2 separate regions of the Homo sapiens genome follow, and region 1 is linked to region 2. A link is a contact called in ENCODE Hi-C or POLR2A ChIA-PET data. All regions are on one chromosome and are shown on one strand. The core of a region is the stretch at or near the end of the contact, and the rest is flanking DNA. Distances in the headings are between cores, read along the strand shown.

Evidence for each region. A loop is a pair of places that touch in the nucleus more often than their neighbours do. ChIA-PET counts read pairs that join two places held with the same protein, here RNA polymerase II (POLR2A). Pooled maps may share reads with other maps.
Region 1: a map of naive thymus-derived CD4-positive, alpha-beta T cell shows a loop between it and region 2 (11-fold over the local background). The contact joins the promoter of GUCD1 here to the promoter of HPS4 in region 2. A Hi-C loop is called at or near these places in 1 of 168 maps with a recorded cell type or tissue (naive thymus-derived CD4-positive, alpha-beta T cell) and 9 of 50 pooled maps. POLR2A ChIA-PET finds 5 or more read pairs at or near these places in 1 of 52 experiments (PC-9).

The regions. Positions count from the first base shown.
Region 1 is chr22:24,552,639-24,557,959 of GRCh38, forward strand. GUCD1 (guanylyl cyclase domain containing 1) reads right to left here and starts at 2,500. Exons shown (of 6, transcript NM_001284254.2): 1 at 2,311-2,500. The coding sequence starts at 2,353. It overlaps SNRPD3 (small nuclear ribonucleoprotein D3 polypeptide), which reads left to right and starts at 3,361. Exons shown (of 4, transcript NM_004175.5): 1 at 3,361-3,433; 2 at 5,019-5,162. The coding sequence starts at 5,037. RefSeq lists a silencer at 2,249-2,608 and an enhancer at 3,069-3,168.
Region 2 is chr22:26,480,141-26,485,564 of GRCh38, forward strand. It overlaps HPS4 (HPS4 biogenesis of lysosomal organelles complex 3 subunit 2), which reads right to left and starts at 3,643. Exons shown (of 14, transcript NM_022081.6): 1 at 3,534-3,643; 2 at 1,582-2,100. The coding sequence starts at 1,622. It overlaps SRRD (SRR1 domain containing), which reads left to right and starts at 3,737. Exons shown (of 7, transcript NM_001013694.3): 1 at 3,737-3,959. The coding sequence starts at 3,751. RefSeq lists an enhancer at 3,691-3,810 and a silencer at 3,831-3,920.

The DNA.
Region 1 (5,321 bases), core at 1,250-3,749, 1.9 Mb before region 2:
CAGAGCCTCTTATCCCAGCTACTCGGGAGGCTGAGGCAGGAGGATTGCTTGAACCTGGGAGGCGGAGGTTGCAGTGAGCCAAAATTACGCCACTGCACTACAGCCTGGGCGACAGAGTGAGACTCCATCTCAAAAAAAAAAAAAGGAAAAGGAAAAAAAAGAACTTTTTGTTTTCTTCTGAAACAGGGTCTCACTCTGTCGCCCAGGCTGGAGTGCAGTGGTGTGACCAGAGCTCACTGCAGCCCTGAACTCCCAGGCTCAAGGGATCCTCTGACCTTAGCCTCCTGAGCAGCTGGAACTATGGGCACACGCTACCACACCCAGATAATTAAAAATAAAATAAGCCCTCACTGTTTGCTAGGCTCTGGGGACACAAAGGTAACTAAAGACCCACCCAAGCCCTGACCCCTAGGGACTCATAAAGAGCTGAGCAGTGGGAGAGCTCTATGCAGGATGTTGTGCTGTCACGGTGAATGCCTGCCTGTTCAAGAACCCCTCACAGCAGCCACACACTGCCTTTTTGTTTTTCTCTACTCATACTGTTTCCTCCCCAGCTTTTGCTCTTGCACATCCCTTAGTCTAGGAGTGTCCAATCTTTTGGCTTCCCTGGGCCACACTGGAAGAATTGTCTTGGGCCACACATAAACTACACTATCACTAATGATAGCTGATGAGCCTTAGTCTGAAATGTTAATGTTGTCTCCATGCTCTAATCCCTCTCACTCTCAGGGCCCCTCAATATGGAGTCCTTAAAGAGGCAATGAGAATTCTTCAGTGGCAGATGGGGATGAGGTTGCATTTGCCTCCTTCCAACCCTCAGCCCAGAGTAGGCACTTAGATATGCTTGGGGAATGGAAGGCGTTTTCCAAAAAGACCTCATACCTTGAGATGCCCAGGCCTACTTGTCACTTCCCTGCTCTGCACCCCTCCTCCCCCAGGCTTCCAGACTACAGCCCTCTGTGTGAGGCTCCCTCCTTACTCTGTGGCTTGGGCTGTGACACTGACTAGCTGGGCTATCTTCTGCCAGGCTATGACTGTCCATGCCTTTCCATGTCCAGCTATAAAATGTGGCACAAGACAGCAGCTCTCTCTCAGAGACTCAGCTGCGCCTCCTCCTCTTGCCCTGCGCTCTAGAACTCCTTGATCCTGAGGCCTGGCAGGCCCCACAGGGCCATCTCCAGCCTCGGCAAGGGCGGATCGGACCTAGAGGTGCTCATGTTGGGGGTGATAAGGTTAGGCGAGGCCTTGGCATCTGTCCCCATAACAGCTTTAGCCTTCTAAACACAAAGCCACAGCCAGACGTTGCTGCCTGGAGCCAAAGGGCTGCCTGGAAGGCCCTGGCCTGAGCTCAGTTAGTGGCTGTCACTAAGGAAGGCAAGCAGTGCACTAGCCTTTAATACTTAACCCATCTCAGACTCAGTCTGCTCAGCTGCAAAAGTGCAAATCACAGTGGGCACCTACTTCACTGGTTCGTTATGAGGATTAATGAGGCACTGCATGTAAACAACTGCACGCAGCGCGCGCCTGCCTCATAGAACACTCCCTGTGAATGTAAGCCATTCCTCCTCTGAGGCTCAGGAAAGGCAAGTATCTTGTCTCAGACCACAGGGCTAGACAACTGGAGGAGGAGGGTTGTAAATCCCCCACCAACTCCACACAGCAGACACAAAAGGGAACACTCCCTGGGAGTGACACCTGAAGGTCAGGGTCCCACATGCTGTTGACCTCTTCCACAGTTGGCACTTCACTTCAGAGTTTACTAGCTAGAACTCCGTTTGTCATCAACCCCGCGCCTTCAGCAGGACAGGAATCACGTCTTCCCCCTCCCCTACGTCTTGGGCAAGCAAACTAACGGCCAAGACATTGAATACCAGTCCGGGTCTCCGCCCCAAAGGGGCTCAGGCTACCGCGTGGCAGAGAGAACGAAAGTGAAGAACAAGAGCAAGACAAAACGCCGAGTCTCGGAGGCCAGGGCACTGGCCCTTCCATTGCTCGGTGCTCTCGGCCAGTTTCCTGCCCTTCCCAGCCTCAGTCCTCCACGGTTTCCCAAGGCATGGGAGCTCCCAAGGCGGCTCCAGCAGGACTTTTCGCTTCTGGGGAAGGTGGTGCCCCTGCTACCCGGACCTTCCCACCATGCTGACAAGGGTCGCAATCCTGCGAGTGTCAGGAAACCCCCACTGACTGGAACCAGGCGGGTGTGGGGGCGAGGCGGGAGTCGGCCCAAGGTCGCGCGACTGGACCCTGCCCCGCGCTAGGGAGGGGTCCCTTTCGTTCCTAGGGTGAAGACTGGGCCCACAGAGAGGCACTGACCGGGCTCGAGCGGCGGCCCCGCTGCCTCCGCCTCCGTCCTCATGACCCGGGCGGCGCGGGGCGCCCATGGCCCCGGCCCAGAGCGGGCTACAGCTTCCGCTTCGGCTGGGGCGGGAGGGCGGTCGGTGCGTGTCGAGTTCCTTCTCCGCCACCGCCGCCGCTGCGGAGGAGAGAACGGGAGGCGGCGGCTGGGCCGCCCCAAGCGCCGCCCCAGCCCTTCCAGGTCTCGAATCTGGAGGCCCCGCCCCCTCCTTAGGCCCCGCCCCAAACTTTGATCTTAGAGGTCCCCAGCCTCTTGATTTAAGTCTGCTCCGGCCATTCGCCGCCTCAGCGTTGAGTGGCCCCACCCTCTCGCCCAATCCTCGCGCAGACGCGCAGCTCACCAGGACGCGGGCCCCGGAAGCCCCGCCCCTTTCTTTGAGCCCCGCCCCAAAGCTCGTGCATTTCCTGAATAGAGGCTCGTCCCTTCGGCAAGCCCCGCCTCTGCCGGGTCCCGCTCTTTTGCCAGTCCTAGGTGTAAGCCCTGATCCCGCCCAGTGCATCCCCGAGGCCCCAAGCAACTCTCCTCCAACTGTCTTTAGGGATAACCCTGAGCGGGCAGCCGCTCTACTCTATACCTAACTTTATCCGTACCAGATACCTAGCCTCACTCAGGGCCCCCCTTACCTGGCGGTGCCGGGATCAACAAATGAAATTGTGACGGGAAGTCCTGGCCCTTGGCCCAACCTCCTGCTGTCCCCGGTCTGAGGGCCCAAGCCCCGCGTCTCCGCCTTGCCGTCCAGCCTGTCCTTGGTGTGGGGTGCTTGGAAGTGTGAGCACCCTCTCTGGCTCTTTGCCGGCCCCAAGGGTCGTTGCGGCGGCCCCCGGGCCCAGTCATCAGCCCTCTTTTCCGGTGCCGGAACTATCGTACTGGTGCCCTAGTTTCCCAGCCGGCAGGCGGAGTGAGGAGGAAGCGGAGGCGAGACCGCGCTCAACACTGGGGAAAGGAAGGAGGCGGGCCCTGCGCGCAGCATTTTGGGAAAGAGTGGAATTCTGGGTGTTAGGCCCGCCATTCGCTTGACTCACGCCTTCGCCGTAGCATCTTTCGCAGCGGACCGAAGAGAAGAAAAGTAGGCCAGAGCCGGTGAGGCTGGGGACGGGCGAGGGGAGGTCGAGGCGCCTGTGAGGGGCCAGGGGCTGGAGAAAGACTTGCTGCATGGAACTCTGCGGGGCTCGGGGAGGGAAGAAAGCGGGAAGCTTGGGCCACCCAAACATCAGCGTCGCCTCACTAGCTCCTGGAAGTAAGTTCATTAGCTTTCCCCTCAACGTGCATGCTTCTCACATTCTGTATCTCTCCAGGTGAGTGTTTTTCAAAGCTTCCAGGCAGTAATCTCGAAGTCATTTCTGATTGACTATCTCCTTCCCCCAAATCCTATGAGTTTTTTTTTGTTTTTTTTTTTTTAAGTAGAGACGGGGTTTCACCATGTTGCCCTGGCTGGTCTCGAACTCCTGGGCTCAAGGGATCCACCGGCCTCGGCCTTCCAAAGTGCTGGGATTACAGGCGTGAGCCACCGCGCCCAGCCGGTCATTTTTTAAAAAGTTCTTTGTATCTCTGCCCCAGTCCCCTTTCAGGCAATGGTCCCCTCATGCTTTCCACACTGTTGCAGCAGTTTTAACTGTTGCAGAAGTTTTAACAAGTTTCTCTGCTTCTAAACCTTACGTTCTATCCATTTTGTAAATAAATGCTGCTATCTTTTCATTGCGTCATTCTTTACATATAATTCTGCAGTGGTTCTCCACTACCTTCAGCATAAAATCTAGACTCCTAAGGCTGAAAGCCAGGGATCCTCACCAAAGGAGCCTGTCCTTTCAACCTCATGTTCTCCTGTCTTAGGTACGCTTAAGTTGAAACTTAGAGTTGTTGCTCATCTCAATAAAAAGTTCACTGCTTGATGCTTTTGATTAGGTCAAGTCAGGTGCTTTCCCTGATTTTCCTCCATGACAAGCATTTCCTGCATATAGCACGTTGTCACTTTGATATTTTCTCAATATCCTTGATAGTAAAATAAGTGAAGGGTTAAAGGGCTGAATTAAAAGTACAGCCTGCTCTCCTAGATGTGCATGGTCCTTTGGTCTGTATCTGCACCTTCCATAGGGTAGCCACTAGCTACATGTGGCCGTTGAGGACTTGGAATATGGCCACTGGGATTGAGGGACTGGGTTTTTTTATTTTAATTCTATTGTGTTTTAGTTAAGTTTAATTTAAATAGCTACGTGTGTACATGAGCTGCTGTATTGGACAGCTCGGGCCTGTATTATTCTCAAAACGTAATCATCTACAATTAAGGGTTAACAAATAACAGTGCAACAAATTAACATTCCAGTCCCCCTCCCCTGACACACACAGTATTGGCTAATGGTCCTTTAGCTGAAGATTAAGGGACATAGGGTAGCGGGGACACATGACCCATGGGAGATGCTCTCTTTTCATTCCTAGTTTTACTTCTGTCCATCCCATCATTCCTCCTCACCCCACATCTTGCACATATTTGCCAGATAGTTTCCTCCAAACCAGGAGCTGAGCTTTTTTTTTTTTCCTTGGTAGAAAATGCAGCTTTGGTGTTTTTGCTAAGTTTTATGGAGTGCCAGGCCTTAAAGGAAGCATGATGTGTGCCACATGCCTTTTCAGACTCTGAAAGATGAACTGACTGTTGTCTCTCTCATTGTAGAACTCTCTTCCTGCCAAGATGTCTATTGGTGTGCCGATTAAAGTACTGCATGAGGCCGAGGGCCACATTGTGACATGTGAGACGAACACCGGTGAGGTATATCGGGGGAAGCTCATTGAAGCAGAGGACAACATGAACTGCCAGGTATTCTGCTTTGCATGTGAGGCTGTGTGGGAGGAATGGCCCTGTGTCTTGAAGGACAGAAAAGTGTGTGTTGAGGGTCTCTGGAAATTGTTCTCATTCAGCAGTGATTTCCTAAGTGCCTAATGCATACCAGTCAGGTGCTGTTATAGGCTCTGGGGG
Region 2 (5,424 bases), core at 2,393-4,892:
CCATAAAACAAACACCTCAAAGGCCAGGCCTCAATTTTGTTTTGTTTTTACAGGGTCTCACTTTGTAGCCCTGTAGGCTGGAGTGCAGTGGTGCGATTGCGGTTCAGTGCAAACTCAATCTCCCAGGCTCAAGCCATCCTCCCGCCTCAGCCTCCCAAGTAGATGGGACTACAGGAGTGTGCCATCATGCTCGGCTATTTTTTTTTAAATTTTTTATAGAAACGAGTCTCACTATATTGCCCAGGCTGGTCTCAAATTCCTGGACTCAAATAATCCTGCCCTGGCCTCCCAAAGTGCTGGAATTACAGGTGTGAGCTACTGAGCCTGGCTGGACCTGTTTTACTTCTAAGTCTCTGAGAACACATTTATGAGGCTATAGCATAAACAAGCAATGGGACCAATGTGTCATCTGCTCTCTTCCCTGGATCTATGCCCTCTCTGAAGCCTCCCTCCATGGCTCCCACCCTGCCTTCCTGATGAAAAAGCACCAACTTGGCTGGGCACAGTGGCTCACACCTATAATCCCAGCACTTTGAGAGGCCTAGGTAGGAGGACTGCTTGAGCTTAGGAGTTCGAGATTAGCCTGGGCAACACCGTGAAACCCCATCTCCACAAAAAACAGACAAAATTAGCCAGGCATGGTGGGGTGTGCCTCTGGTTCCAGTTACTTGGGATGCTGAGGTAGGAGGATCACTTGAGCCTGGGGGATTGAGGCTACAGTGACCTGAGATCATGCCACTGCACTCTGGCCTGGAGGATAGAGCAAGACCCTGTCTCAAAAACAAACAAACAAATAAATAAAGCACCAACTTGGTCTCTTGGCACTGTCCTCTTTCCCAATACCTAAGGCTGGATGTACAACTGGCTGCAGGGTAAGCTCAGATCAAAAAGCCTCAAAAAAGTTTCAAAGCCAACTCAGAAACTCCATGTGCACCCCATCCTCCCCTGTCCCCACGTTCTCTTGATGAAAGCATCCCTGCTTGTGCGGGCACACGAAAGAAAACTTGGGTGTCATTTTGAACTGCTCCATCTTTTTGACTTCCACATAAATAATCAGTCACTAAATCCTGCTAATTCTAGCTAAACCTGCTTTTCACCTTCATCTCCTCTATGACTGATGTTTGCTAAACCTAATTATGGGAAAGGATTAACGCATTTAGGGTTGAGAAGGGAACTGGGTTTCAGACAGACATTGAGTAATACCCCTTGATACCCAGTCTGGCCAGACCTCTCCTCATGCTGTAATTCTCAAATGCAACCATACCTCATCTCTGCAAATTGAAGACTACAATATTCACATTATCATCAAAGCTCGCTGCATGATCAGGCTGTGGCTATCTTTTCTACAATCTCCCAGCAATGCCAGACTCATTCAAACATTGGGAGAGGCTTGCAAGGTTAAAACATGTTAGCTTTGGAGAGCGATGGCTCACGTGCTTGATTCAGCTGCTCTGAGGAAAATGGCATTTTTATTGTTATGTTAATAAAATTAACACAATCTGGCTGGGGATTTTCAATTAACCCCAAAACTCTAACCAACAGCCCAGCAAAAGCTATGCCATGGCAGGCCTTGTTACTCACCACGAGGCTGACTTTGCCTCTGTGGAGGTAGAGGTGGCCATCTACTGTGCAGTCATCCTCATTCTCTTCATTTAGGTTTTCTTTTCCGGTATCACTTCTTTCTCCCTAGCTGTGACCGTTCCTCTATCCCCCAATCCAGTGAATCTGGACGTGGTAGGTTTCAGTGTTTTCAGTCACAACTGCCACTTGGTTAGTTTTCACTCAGCATGGAAAGTTCCACTTCCCTTCCTTGCAGGTTCTTCAGTTTCATGTATATTTCCATGCCTCTTACAACTCAGGGAGAAACTATAACAGAGAATCCTAGCAGAAAAGTCAAATCCATTCCTCTGGTTTCCTAAGTATCACTGTGGCTGTCTGCAGAACCACCTCTTCAAGCTCCTCTCCAGGAAAGCCAAAAGTGGGAGATGCATGCTAGAGCTGGTGTTCTAAAGAAATTTCTAGCTTGTCTAGTTCAAACCCATCCTGAAGACTCTTATTAAACGTTTTGAAGTTTCCAGTTCAAACATCAGTGCCTTGGCTCTGAAATAAACACAAGGAATAGATATTTCAGCAACTCGTGAGAGAGCATGTGACCCAGCAGGATTAAACGAATGGTATATTTCAAAAGAGCTTTCTGTGAGGGTGACAATCATGCTTCAAAATCAAAGAGGGAGGCTTGCAGAGACTTCAGAGTAAGGGCTTTAGTTTCTCGAACAGTTAAGGGAAACACACCACAAGCTTCACGGAAGATAAAATCAAATGACAGGGTGAAAATGCTCTAGGTGTGGACAGCTATACAAATAAACCAGTTGCTGTGGTAATAATGGAACCCAAATTAAGGAACTGTCATCTTGACAGTCCAAAAGTAACCTGAACATGCAGAATTCCAGAGCAGGGCAAATTTCTAAAAAATGAAGAGAACTTTATCAAATGGCTTTCAAACTTCCACAAGAGAAAGACAGCTCAGTGTATCACGGAATTTCAGAGTCGGAAGGAACCCTGGCATCGTTTACTCTACTCTCCTGCACTCTTTTCCAAAAATTACCTTGGCTGTCTCTGCTTTACACCCTCCAGAGATGCGTGGTTCACTATGTTACATTTCTCCTTCCAACAAACTAAAATCTGCGTTCCAGATTTTACATCTGCCTCCCACTCGCTAGTCTGGATAACGCTCTGCAGGAAAACACAAAACAAGGTCTAATTCTTCCATGTGACAACCTCTTGGTCACTTCAAAACTATTGTCTAATTCTTACTGTCACTTTCTCCAAGCTTAATGCTTTAGCAACATGGTCTCAAATGTTTGCTCACCATTCTGCAATCTGTGGGTACACAATACAGTTTGTTAAAAGTCTCTAGAGACGACCCCCATTGAATATTTGACGGCCTGTAAAATCTCTATCTCTTCTCAGCTCTAGATATTTTGGATTGGGCCTCCACAGGACCACACTCATTGTATTCTATGGAGCATATTTGGGTGCCTGTGGAGGGGGTATCTCTGTTACTGGAACCAAGGACAGCAGCCTAAAACTCCCCATCCCTTGTTCCCAGAGGACTGGGCCCTACACTACCGAGGTCCTCTCTTATCTCTGAAAGGTCCAGAAGAGACCAATAATGGCCCTGGAGTAGGAAGAGACGTCGGAACATGAGCAGAAAAGGATCTGGTAGCCTGGGAAGTAATAGTAACAACGCGGGGCTGGGGCTGGTGATACTGCTGTGGGAAGGGGCCTCAGTGGGGCAGCAGGGCTGGAAAACGGACGCTAATGGCTGGAAAAGGGCCAGGAAGCTGCTGGGCGCAGCCCCCGGGGCGCAGGCAGCGACTGGTAACAGCACTAGGGCTGTGCGGTGTCTGGCCCCAGCTCTACGGGACTGGGAAATGGTGGGCGAACGCCTAAGGATTAGGCGGGGTCGGGTCACGCTCTAAGCTGGGGGCCCGCCCCTCGGTATCCCCGCGCTCCGAGCGCCGCCCACCCACCGGAGTAGCCAGGCATCCCAGTGCTCGGGGTTCGGGACTCTGGACCAGAAATGTGGGCAGCAGCTGGGTACCTGCGACTTCTGCCCCGTACCTGCGCGCGCGGCAGAGAGGCCTTAGGTCACGCGCCGCCCCGCCTACCTCCCCCTCCAGCTCCTGGCAAGCCGGCGCGCGGCGATGACGTGCCGAGTGCGCCGCACGCCGCTGACGTCAGAGACCAATGGCTGCGGCCGCAGCTGCGGCGCTGGAATCCTGGCAGGCGGCGGCTCCGCGGAAGAGGCGCTCCGCGGCTCGACGGCCGCGGCGGAGGGAGGCGGCGCCCCGGGGGAGAGAGGCGGCGCCCCGGGGGAGAGAGGCGGCGCCCCGGGGCCCCGAGGCGGAGTTCGAGTCTGACAGCGGAGTCGTGCTTCGTCGCATCTGGGAGGCTGAGTGAGTGCAGGCTCGGCCCTGATGGAATCTTTGCGCCCATGGGCAATTCTGAGCCACAGTCTCCCCATCTGTAGAGTGGAGATATAATGCACACCCTTTAAGGAGTTATTGTGAAGAGTTAACGTAGGTAACGAGCTCATTAAAGATGTGGATTATAGTAAGCGCTCAGTTAAAGGTCGTCTTTCCTTTTATTACGGTTACAGCTGCGTGACCTTGGACAATTTATAATCTCTGTGCCTCAGTTTTCTCATCTGTGAGATGGGGATGAAAATAGTACATACGTAGGTTTGTTTTGAGGATTCAATGAATTAGTAAACGGAAACCATTTTCTGGCACGTGGTAAGCACTGTGCCAGTGTTTGCTATTAATATTATGCCGATGTTGATATTATTGGTGGTGGTGACACGAGGGAAGCAACATGAACACGTGACTGCTATCATCAGGCAGCTGCTATGTGCCTGACATTAGCTTAATCATTCTACACACTTTATGTTAAACATTGCAGGCATACTAGGACCCTGGTAGCTCACTGATTCTCAAAGAGACAAAGAAAATGTGTGGAACCAGATTTCAAACCCAGGTCTTTGTGACAAAAACCAGTGCTTCCAGCTTTCCATTATGCTTGTTGCTTATCCCAGCCCAGATTCTCACATACCTTGCTCTGTACCTTAGAAAGTACATAGAGAGTGCCTAATACAGAGGAAACACTCAATAAATGTTACTTATTATTGTTATTTAGTATTATTATCTTTATTCGCAGTTTTGTTTAGGCTCAATAAATAACAGCTTTAGTTAGCACTTAAGATCAGCATCCGAAGGGCCGTCACAAGGGGAGAAATTAGATTAATTTTGTGTGCTCCTCTCCCCTAGAATTAGGGTCAAGAGGCAGTAATGTCCCAGAGTTTACCTCTGAAGAGAAAGTTGCTGACCATTTGGCTCAGCCTGAATAAAAAGCACCTGCGATTATTTTTAAGCTCTCAGAGGATGCCAGTGAGAGTGAATGTGCCTAGGGGTTTGGAAAACTCAAGGCATTTTTCATATCCCTTGACACTGTCACGATCTCCTCAACTGCTTCAGTATTCCCCAGGAGCTCCTTGCTTCTCCCAACACCCAAGTGTGGTGCAATCACCATCGCTCTGAGTAGAGATTGAGCCAGCATTTTACACGCATATCTGTGTACGCATTTACCAGTTCATAAAGCATTCCTGTGTACATCAGAACTCTCTACCCTCTGTGAGAAACGTGCAGCAGCCTCTGGGCCGACTTTCAATTCTCTGTACTCCTTTCTGAACCCCATAATCACTGTCTCTGGCTGTGGCTTGTCAGTTTAAATCCAGTTCATTTTAATTCACTGTTGACTTTCTTTTGCTCTGGGTCTGTAAAACCAGTTGACTTGAATAAAGAAAGCCCAGACACTTGGTTTTGTCTCTTTACTTTCCCCTTAAAACTATTTATAATAACAAAT